Regions from separate parts of the Homo sapiens genome. Here regions 2 and 3 are each linked to region 1. Evidence: chromatin contacts called from ENCODE Hi-C or POLR2A ChIA-PET data. All regions are on one chromosome and are shown on one strand. Each heading gives the region's core, a stretch centred on a gene start or an enhancer-like site at or near the end of the contact. The rest is flanking DNA. Distances are from core to core; before and after follow the strand shown.

The links. A loop is a pair of places that touch in the nucleus more often than their neighbours do. ChIA-PET counts read pairs that join two places held with the same protein, here RNA polymerase II (POLR2A). Pooled maps may share reads with other maps.
Region 2: a map of naive thymus-derived CD4-positive, alpha-beta T cell shows a loop between it and region 1 (13-fold over the local background). The contact joins the promoter of DNAJB2 here to the promoter of ZNF142 in region 1. A Hi-C loop is called at or near these places in 1 of 168 maps with a recorded cell type or tissue (naive thymus-derived CD4-positive, alpha-beta T cell), 1 of 37 single-sample maps with no recorded cell type and 8 of 50 pooled maps. POLR2A ChIA-PET finds 5 or more read pairs at or near these places in 3 of 52 experiments (OCI-LY7, activated CD4-positive, alpha-beta T cell and activated T-cell).
Region 3: a loop to region 1 is called in a map of naive thymus-derived CD4-positive, alpha-beta T cell, with 14 times the contacts of the local background. The contact joins the promoter of ZFAND2B here to the promoter of ZNF142 in region 1. A Hi-C loop is called at or near these places in 1 of 168 maps with a recorded cell type or tissue (naive thymus-derived CD4-positive, alpha-beta T cell), 2 of 37 single-sample maps with no recorded cell type and 9 of 50 pooled maps. POLR2A ChIA-PET finds 5 or more read pairs at or near these places in 1 of 52 experiments (OCI-LY7).

The regions. Positions count from the first base shown.
Region 1 is chr2:218,657,885-218,660,872 of GRCh38, reverse strand. ZNF142 (zinc finger protein 142) reads left to right here and starts at 1,250. Exons shown (of 11, transcript NM_001379659.1): 1 at 1,250-1,504; 2 at 1,743-1,893; 3 at 1,997-2,172. BCS1L (BCS1 ubiquinol-cytochrome c reductase complex chaperone) reads right to left here and starts at 1,190. Exons shown (of 8, transcript NM_001079866.2): 1 at 1,130-1,190. RefSeq lists enhancers at 1,067-1,196, 2,007-2,126.
Region 2 is chr2:219,277,628-219,280,615 of GRCh38, reverse strand. DNAJB2 (DnaJ heat shock protein family (Hsp40) member B2) reads right to left here and starts at 1,250. Exons shown (of 9, transcript NM_006736.6): 1 at 1,098-1,250; 2 at 718-818; 3 at 1-38. The coding sequence starts at 782. RefSeq lists silencers at 926-1,405, 2,647-2,849 and an enhancer at 2,426-2,988.
Region 3 is chr2:219,205,044-219,208,031 of GRCh38, reverse strand. It overlaps ZFAND2B (zinc finger AN1-type containing 2B), which reads right to left and starts at 1,250. Exons shown (of 9, transcript NM_138802.3): 1 at 990-1,250; 2 at 611-705; 3 at 253-384; 4 at 1-145. The coding sequence starts at 1,044. RefSeq lists enhancers at 1-291, 1,409-1,658 and a silencer at 959-1,358.

The sequences.
Region 1 (2,988 bases), core at 1-2,500:
CCACAGGTCAGCATTACTGTGTGGGTCAATACCCTCCTTTTGTGGGGTAAGGGTGGTATTGGAATGCAAGGGTGGAGGCTCCAGGTCCCTCATCCCATTTTGTCCTTCATTAGTCTACTCATACCTGTTTCCTACCAGAGGACCATGTCTGGAGATGCCTTAAACCAAAAAGAGCTATATAAACAGGCTTCACATCAGGGTAATGGATGGACAGGATTTTTGTGGTCCCTGGGACCAGCTATGATAAAAAGGGGTCCATTGGCTGCAGTCAGCAAGGGAGAAGCGTCCGTTGACTTGTCAGTAACCCTATGTCTTGTTATGAGTAATGTCCTTCAAATATCCTCCCCCTTACGTCCCCAATATTTAACGTCTTGTTTAGACCTTTATTACCTCCCACCTAAACTGTCTTTAAAATCGTAGTTCTTGAAATGGCATTTTAATAGGTCTTCACCTCCTGCTTCACGGAACATCTACACAAGGGTCCAGATCTTTCATCATAGGGATCAGCTCCAATACCATATCTCTCTCTGCTCCAGCACCTTCAATGGCTGGCTCCCAGCAGACCCCTGAATTGGGTATAAACTCAGCCTGGTACTCAAGGCTCTCTACAATACGGCGCCCACCTACCTTTCATGGATTAGCTCCTAACACTACCTGTTTAGCAAATATGCAAATACGCAACAAATATGTTCAACAAGTAAGCAACCTCCCAACTCCTTGCTCATGCAGTGCTCTTGGCTCGGAATGCCCGTTCTTTTCTCCCTCATTCTCCCCAAATGAAAATCTGCCCATCTGCTACTTTCTCCACGGATCGTCACATCGTAGACAATAAGATCCTGAGGGACAAGAGCAAAGTTGTTTCTAGTACACCTCTCCTCCAACCCCGAACCCCGGCCACTTTGCCCTGCGCCTGGCATGCAGGGAGGTGAGCTGACAGCAGTGACCTCGGCTGAGCCTCAGAACTGGGATCCAGAATTCCAAAACACCTATGCATGGAAGGCCACAGACAAAGCTCTCCCGTCCCCGGCCCCTCCGCGACACCCAGGAACCCCCTCCTGAACCTCGCCCACACCCCAGCTCGCGCCTCCAGCCACATGGTTTGGGGTAACCCGTCACTCAGCCCTCTCACCGCCGTGACTCTCTGGCCCTCCGTCTCGATGGTTTCACCGCGCCTGCACCTTGGGGAAGCTGCGTTCGGCCCCGCCCCGGGTCCTTTCATCTACTTCCCGCCACACCCACAGAGAAGCCCACGCCACTCTACCCCAGAGCTCTCGATGGTGCTTCTCCGGCTTCAGGGCTGGAGTGGGGGTGGAGGGCGGGAAAAACCACAGAGACAAAACATAGAGTACCCCGGCAGCCGGCAAGAGGAAGAGAGAGTGGCTTCCACATCCCCAATATCCTAGAGGCGGCTGAGCCGGAGGCGGTCGCACAAAGCGGGCCCCGGGGGCCGTTCCAGCCGCGGCCGACCATAGAGATGCGGCTCCCGCCGGCTCTGGGTCTGGAGGTGAGTGAGCGGCTGCGGGGCGGAACTGGGAAGGGAATGCGGGTGGAGCGAGCTGGAGGCAAAGTTTTTCGAGCCCCGGGATCAGGGTGGGCCTGGGCGCTGGGAACTCTCGGAAGGAGGTACTGAAGGGAGCACCCAGACGAGCTGGGCCCCGGCGCTGCAGTCGCGTCACGGTTCTGGACCCCGCCCGGGTACCTGCTGCTCTCAGGACAAAATCATGACGATGCTCCATCCCAAGCCTTCCAGGTTACAAACCGCCTTTCCAGTTCGCTGGCTCTTATGATCCAGCTCCTGCCCGACGATGTGGACACTGTCATCACCTCCATTTTACAGATAGGAAAGCTGAGGCCCAGAGAAGCGAAGCGACTGTGTCTGTCCAAGACCACGCGGTGAGTCAGAGCCAGAGGCAGGTGGGAACCTGGGTCGCTAGGCCGGGGCCCGTTGTTTCTCCAGGCCTTCTCTCTGCCTTAGTCTGTCCTTTCTCTTCCTCAGCCCTCCTGCCCGGAAGATAAGCGTATTTCTTCTCTGGTGCCCACCTGTCTCCTACCTCACCCTGCCCTCCCGCAGGTGAAGGTTCTTAATCTTGACGGCTCAGCGTCCTCCTTGGCTCCCCCCGGAGGCCATGTATGGTCAAGCTTGAAGATTCCCCAGAACAGCGATAATATTCAGTAAGTGGAGGCTGCAGTTTCCAGAGAATCCCTCTGACCACGGGAGTGCACTTTCCAGCCACCTTGTGAATCCCTGTGATCTGTTGTTTTGAGTCCATGGGATTCTGGAAATAGGGACTATCAGATTGCAGGATCTTGGTTTTTGTTTGTTTTTTTTTTGAGACGGAGTTTCGCTCTTGTTGCCCAAGCTGGGGTGCAATGGTGCGATCTCGGCTCACTGCAACCTCCGCCTCCCGGGTTCCAGCGATTCTCCTGCCTCAGCCTCCCGAGTAGCTGGGATTACAGGCGTGTGCCACCACACCCTGCTGATTTTTTGTATTTTTAGTAGAAACAGGGTTTCACAATGTTCGCCAGGCTGGTCTCGAACTTCTGACCTCAGGTGATCGGCCCGCCTTGGCCTCCCAAAGTGCTGGGATTACAGGCCTGAGCCACCGCGCCCGGCCTGGTTTCTTCTTCTTTTTTTCTTTTTGCATCTTGTCTGTGACTCAATTTCATGAAGTGATTCCCATCATTCTTATTAATTACTAATTATTCAGCTTAAACTCATTTTAGCCATGTATAACAGGGTATGCAATTCAATTGTCATTCATTCCTCAGTTATGTTCCCATATTTAGTTTGAGGCCATAGTCAGTTAATGAGTTTGAAATTTCTCCAAATGTGTTACGTTATAGGTGAGGAACCACTGGTTTTGTACAAGATACCTAGCTTTACTCCAATGCAGCTCCATATCTGTGGTTCTTCACTGGAATCTTCGATTGTGGGTGATTTGTGTTCGTTGAAGTGATAATGTCAGTATCACAAAGTAATATCATTGA
Region 2 (2,988 bases), core at 1-2,500, 620 kb before region 1:
TTTTGTCTGGGTGCCACTGGAGAGCCTTGCGCCGATACCTGCAGAAAGTGGGTGCAGAGGAGAGAGTCGGGGGACAAATGCAGGCACTTCCCACCCAGGAACCGAACGACCTGTTTTCCCATTAGCCTATCACTGTCCTTTCACCCCCGGGTCCCAGTCCACCCCAGCTGCTAGGGCTGCCGCTGCTGTGATATTTTCATCAAGTTCCACCCTCTCTCCTCCGCCACCAGTGCTGGGACCACATGTACAAGCGGATACAATGCCAGGGTCCCTAGCCCCTCCCTAGGGCTCACTGGACTGGGGCTGCAAAGGTTGGGGCACATGTGGCCTCGAAGAGTACAGGGACACCGGCCCCTCCTCCTCATAGAGCCTCTTTGCACTGCATCTTTGCACTGCAGCCTGAGAATGCCCAAATCTAGGGGGAAGGGGGAGGGGAGGGGAAAGGAGGAGGAGGAGGAGGAGGAGGGGAAGATCAACTGGAGAACAACCCATAACACAGTGCAGCTCCCAGAGGAACTAACTACTTCACTCTCTGGACGTTCTCCTTGTACTCTACCAGGGGTCTCTTTCCTCCCTGCAGGTGTCACTCGGAAGAAGCACCCCAGTGCTTTCTAACGACCTGGTTCCCTCAGACACCTACAGGTGTCACTCTGAAGTGCCCCATGGTGGTGGCGGGTGGAGGGTGAGAGGTCTTCTGTTGCATACGGAGGCACTTACGCCTTCTTGATGTCATCAGCGGACGCACTTCGCGGCACGTCTAGGATCTCGTAGTAGGATGCCATGGCAACTGGTCAGTCGTCAGGCGGGCCTCCTTGGGGCTGCAGAAGAGAAGGAGTCAGGCGGAAAGAACCAAGAGCCCCACCCTGTGGCTGCAGCAGTCCCCCTCCCCGGGTGGCGGAAGGCGCTCCCAGTTGGAAGCGGAGCACACCGGGCTCTGCTTGCGGCCGGTGACTAGGCTCCCTCCGGCAGCCTTATCTGCCCCCGCAGGCCGGGGCCAAGAGCTATCTCGACGCCCAGGCCCAGGAGCCCTATCGGGGCCCCCCAACTCCAGCAGTCCGATCCAGGGCCCCCAGCCTGACCCGGGCCCCCGGCCGCACCTCCTCCGCCAGGAGTCCCGGCCTCCTGCGGCGCCCCGCCCCTGCCCCCCGCCGGGAACCGTCTGGCACCCGCAGCCCGGCTCGCGGCTGCTGCGTAGGACGCGCCCGGCCCAGCTGTGCGCGCAGGCATGCGTCAGCGGTGCGGAAACTACTAGAGACGGGGAGAAGGCCGGCTCCGCCTGTCCCCTGGGGGGGTGGGGGCCTGCAGGGGCTGCCGGGAGAAGAGGGCGGAGCCGGCTATTTTGGGCACACACCAGGACGACGTCAGCCCCAGCTGGGACCTGGGAGACTGCGGCCCCGCCTCCATCCAAGCGAGAAGCGCTCGCACGGAGGCTGGGGCAGCCCACAAACAAGCCGCTCGGCCCCCAGGTTCCTCTGTCACTTTCTTATAAACATGAGCGATGATCCATGCTTACTCACCCACCTCGAGGACTCAGACTCTTCCCTCCCTCCCCCCACCACGGTTCTAACTCCTCCCCCTTCTTCAGCTCCCAGCTCCAGCCCCAGGTCCCCCAGCAGGCTGCCCTGGCTTTCCTGAGTAGGTCAGAACTGCCTTTTACAGCATCTCGTGGCATTTCCTTCATCAGGCTTGTTAGAGCCACAAATTAGCATTTATTGGTTTGATTATTTTTTATTACCATTCACCTCCCCCACTAGAATGTCGATTTCACAGGACAGGAATTGTGTGTTTTTTCTCACTGGTCTATTAGAGCAGTCGTAGGGGTTCAAAACTACCCGTGGGATGAATAAATAATGAACACCTGCAAACCTCTTGTTGACAGTTTTGACACATTTGGGGGAGGTGAGGTAAAGGGGGCCGTACAACGGAATTCCCCAGGTTCAAGTCTTCCCAAACTGATCCTGAGTAGGCCTATTCCACTTCAAAATGCTCCCTGGGTTCAGGCCTCATTGGAGAGTTAGGAAACCTTCCAGAACTGGCTCCTGCTTGATCCCATCCAGGCCAATCCAAAGGCGTTAGCTGAGCATTTTTCTGCATTCAAGATGCTGCCAGGCCGTATAAAGAAGAATGTGGCCCAAGCCCTGCCTTTGCAGAGCTTGAACTTGATAAGATACCAGCCCATCAGTGTAGCCCGCTGGGAAACCCGAGGCTTTGGAAACAGAGTACAACCTGGCATTACTGTGAGACTTGGGAAAATCTCTGAGCACTCTTTTTTTCTCACTAAATATAGGTAGTGCCTAGGGTTGTTTGAAAGTCAAATGAGACATGGTACGAATTAGGTGTTACTGCGGTCCTGCTGGCATCGTGATTGGCTCAAGCAATAATGGTTATGTGAGTCCAGAAAAGTGCTTTAGGCTGGGGGACCCAGGAATACTTCGCCAACGAGAAGGGTTTGAGGCGGACGTGAGAGAAGAAGGTGGTGTGAGTGTCCTGGTTTCCTGGCTGCCCACCATCAGAACCTCCTGCCTACATTTGGGGAATTCCCATCGCAAGGGCCCTAATGGAAAGCAGGCCACCATTTGCCACAAAGCCCCAATGCTTGCTCTCCCTGACTCGGCTCTGGGGTTGCAGGCAGAAGACATGAGCTCCGCCAATCGGATGCTCCAACTGGGACTTTGAATCTGGAGCAAGTCACGGAATAGCAAGGCTGGTTTAGGAATTCATTTCTGCGGCGGCGGTGGAGGCGATGGGGCCAACAGCGGCCTCTAGTGTCTGGAGGAGGAAGTGTCAGCGCTACTGCCGCAGGTGAGGGACGAGAGTAGGAGGATCACTGCGGAGGGTGGAGGGGACAGGAGTCTCCTACACAGGCTGTCCTGTGCCCAACCTTGACTGTGGTACTGGCTGCCCAGCTTCCCTAGGTGCCTGTCTGATTGCTGACCCTTGTTTGCTGGCCCTTGCATTGATTCTGTGTGCTATCCGATATCTCTATAA
Region 3 (2,988 bases), core at 1-2,500, 550 kb before region 1:
GGCTGGTTGGGTGCCCCTCCCCAGAGCAATCATGGTCCAGTGGATGCCGGTGCTTGATGCAGAAGTTTCGGCTACAGCGTTCACAGGTCAGTTTCATCATTTCTCGCTGCCGGCAGCCAGCGCGTTCACACTTATTGGTGAAGATCTGAGGTGAAGTGAGAAGGTTGTCTCTGCTGAGACTCTGATTAGCTGTTTGGGTTTCCAGGCATCCGTAGTCCCAGCTGGGTTGTGGCTGACCCCTACAATGTTTACCTTACGTTTTTGCTGTGCTGGATCAGAGCGACAGTCTCTGTCAATGTGCTCTCCCACAGCACGGTCAGGGGGCTCCCCTCTGGCCACAGGCACAGGCACATTACAGAGAGGGCACACAGGTACCTGGATATCCTGTAGTCAAGGAGCAAGGGTCAGTCTGTGGCCCACTCCAGTCCAACAAATCTCTGGTCCTGAAAGAACTTGGATATGACCCACCACAAACACGCAAAAAAACAGTGTTTCCCAGCACTGACAGCCTCAGAAGGACAAAAGGGAGAAGAAACGTGAGACACAGATTTGGGGGATTCTGCACGCATTCTCCATCTGCCTGCTTTCACCCTGAGGATCGCCCCCTCACCTTTTGGTAAGCAGATCCACAGTGATGCTGGGCGTAGGCCACATGGTCTGCGCAGAAGATGCCTGAGCAGGCATCACACTTAAGCGGCAGAAAATCTGCAAAGAGTTGGTCGGATTGCAGGTCCAGCGGGACCTCGATGTCCTTCTCTCTCACTCAAGTCTTCCACTCGGGAAGGAAAACGCCACCCTATTTTCGACACACCGCCCCTTCCCAAGCCCATTACCTCCTTGGCCACGCCCCCTCTGCCGCTGACCACCCCCCCCCAGCTTCAAGCCCCGCCCCCCGGCATTGCCAGCCTGGGAGCCCACCCTTCCCTCCCAACCTGCGGTTCAAAGTCCCTGTCCGCTGGGCCCCGCCCCCCGCGCGCTCCGCCCCTCACCCAAGCGCTGACAGCTCGGCTCCGAACAGTGAGCGCCGAGGTCCGGAAACTCCATCGCCAAGCCGGGCAGGGTCTGCTAGGAGAAGCGACGAGTGCTGAGCGTCTTTAGGGCTCGTGCTCGAAGTCCGCACCGCGACCCCGCACTCTGGCGGGCTCCCTGCCCCGCCCCTTCCTCTCCCCCGCCCAGCCCGGGTTACCGGAGCCCCCGCGCCAGCCGGCCCCCGGCGCCCGCTCCTCCCTCGGCGCGCGCGGCGCGCTGACGTCATCCCGCAGGGCTGGCGCGTCCGGCGCAGTCTCCGGGCAGCCGGGGAGGGCCTCGGTTGAGCCCCGCCCCGCCTCGCCTTGCTCTAGAAGGCTGAGTCGGAAGACTGTCCCGAGGCGAGAGGGTGTTGATGCGCGGCTCCGCCACCCTGGGCGCGGGCGTAGCTCCGCAGAGGAAGGCCAGCGAAGGCAAAGACGGATATCTTGGGGGATGGAAGGCTGGGTGGTTTGGGGTCTTTCACAATTCGGTCCTTAGCCCGCTTCACACACGATGCCCTCCTCCTGGCCATTTTGTTCACGGCCACGGCTGCCCTTCGCCTCCACGAGCTGACAGCTCCTGTATTTCTCTGAAGTACAGACGTCTCTAGAGCTGCAGATCCCTCCTCAGTCTGAACTAGGCGCACCTGCTATGTGATCTTACTTCTTCCATTCTAGCACCCATATCACTAATGCGACCAACCCCTATATGAGCATACTGGGAAATCAGGAACCACGTCTACCTTGTTTCGTGTTAGGTCCCAGCACCTAACAGTGCCTAGAACAGTGTGGTCCTCAGTCTTTAGTGTGAATCCAAATCGCCTACGGAGCTAGTTTAAAATGCGGATTTCCGGGCCCTGGAGCTTCTAATTCAGTAGGAAGCACCTGAAGGAATTCTGACACAGATTGCCATGCACCACACTCTGAAAAACCCTAGCCTAGAATATTCTTAGTAATTATTGAATGTAGCCAGGACTACAGGCACAAGCCACCGTGCTCAGCTAATTTTTAATTTTGTAGAAATGGGGTTGGGGAGGGGTCTCTCTTTGTTGCCCAGATTGGTCTCGAACTCCTGGCCTTAAGTGATCCTCCTGCCTTGGCCTCCCAAAGTGCTGGGATTACAGACGTGAGCCACCACACCTGACCAATATAATTTTTTTTTTTTTGAGACACAGTGTCACTCTTGTCACCCAGGCTGGAGTGCAGTGGCATGATCTCGGCTCACTGCAACCTCTGCTTCCCGGGTTCAAGCGATTCTCCTGCCTCAGCCTCCCAAGTAGTTGGGACTACAGGTGCACACCACTGCGTCCAGCTAATTTTTGTATTTTTAGAGACGGCGTTTCACCATGTTGCCCAGGCTGGTCTCGAACTCCTGACCTCGTGATCTGCCCGCCTCGGCCTCCCAAAGTGCTGGGATTACAGGCATGAGCCACCACTCCCAGCCAATATTCTTTTTATTTTAAATTGCATCCAGGACTTTATAAATGCTTTTATTTTGTTTCAATATATAACTGTCAGATTTCAAATAATTTTTTCCCAGTCTCATTATAATCATTTGGTTCTAAGAATTTTGTTTATTCATTTTTTTTCCTCTCTATATTCATCAGTACAATTTAGAATTGTAGGCTTCCAGTCCCGGCATGGTGGCTGACGCTTGTAATTTCAGCACTTTGGGAGGCTGACGCAGGAGGATCGCTTGAGCCTAGGAGTTCCAGCCTGGGCAACATAGTGAGACCCTGTCTCTACAAAAATAGAAAGAATTGTAGGCTTTCAGTTTGGAGAAACGTGTATGGAGCAGACTAAACAAAGATAAACACTGCCTCTCTCCCCACTCCCACTTTACAAATGCTCAGATAACCAAAGCCTTGTGGAACTCAAAAAATAAAAATCTTCGGATCTCATTTTTGAGCATGAGCCAGAATGCTTGAAGTGCAAATGTAGTCATTTGTTCTTATGTTGCTATACAGAAATACCTCGCTAG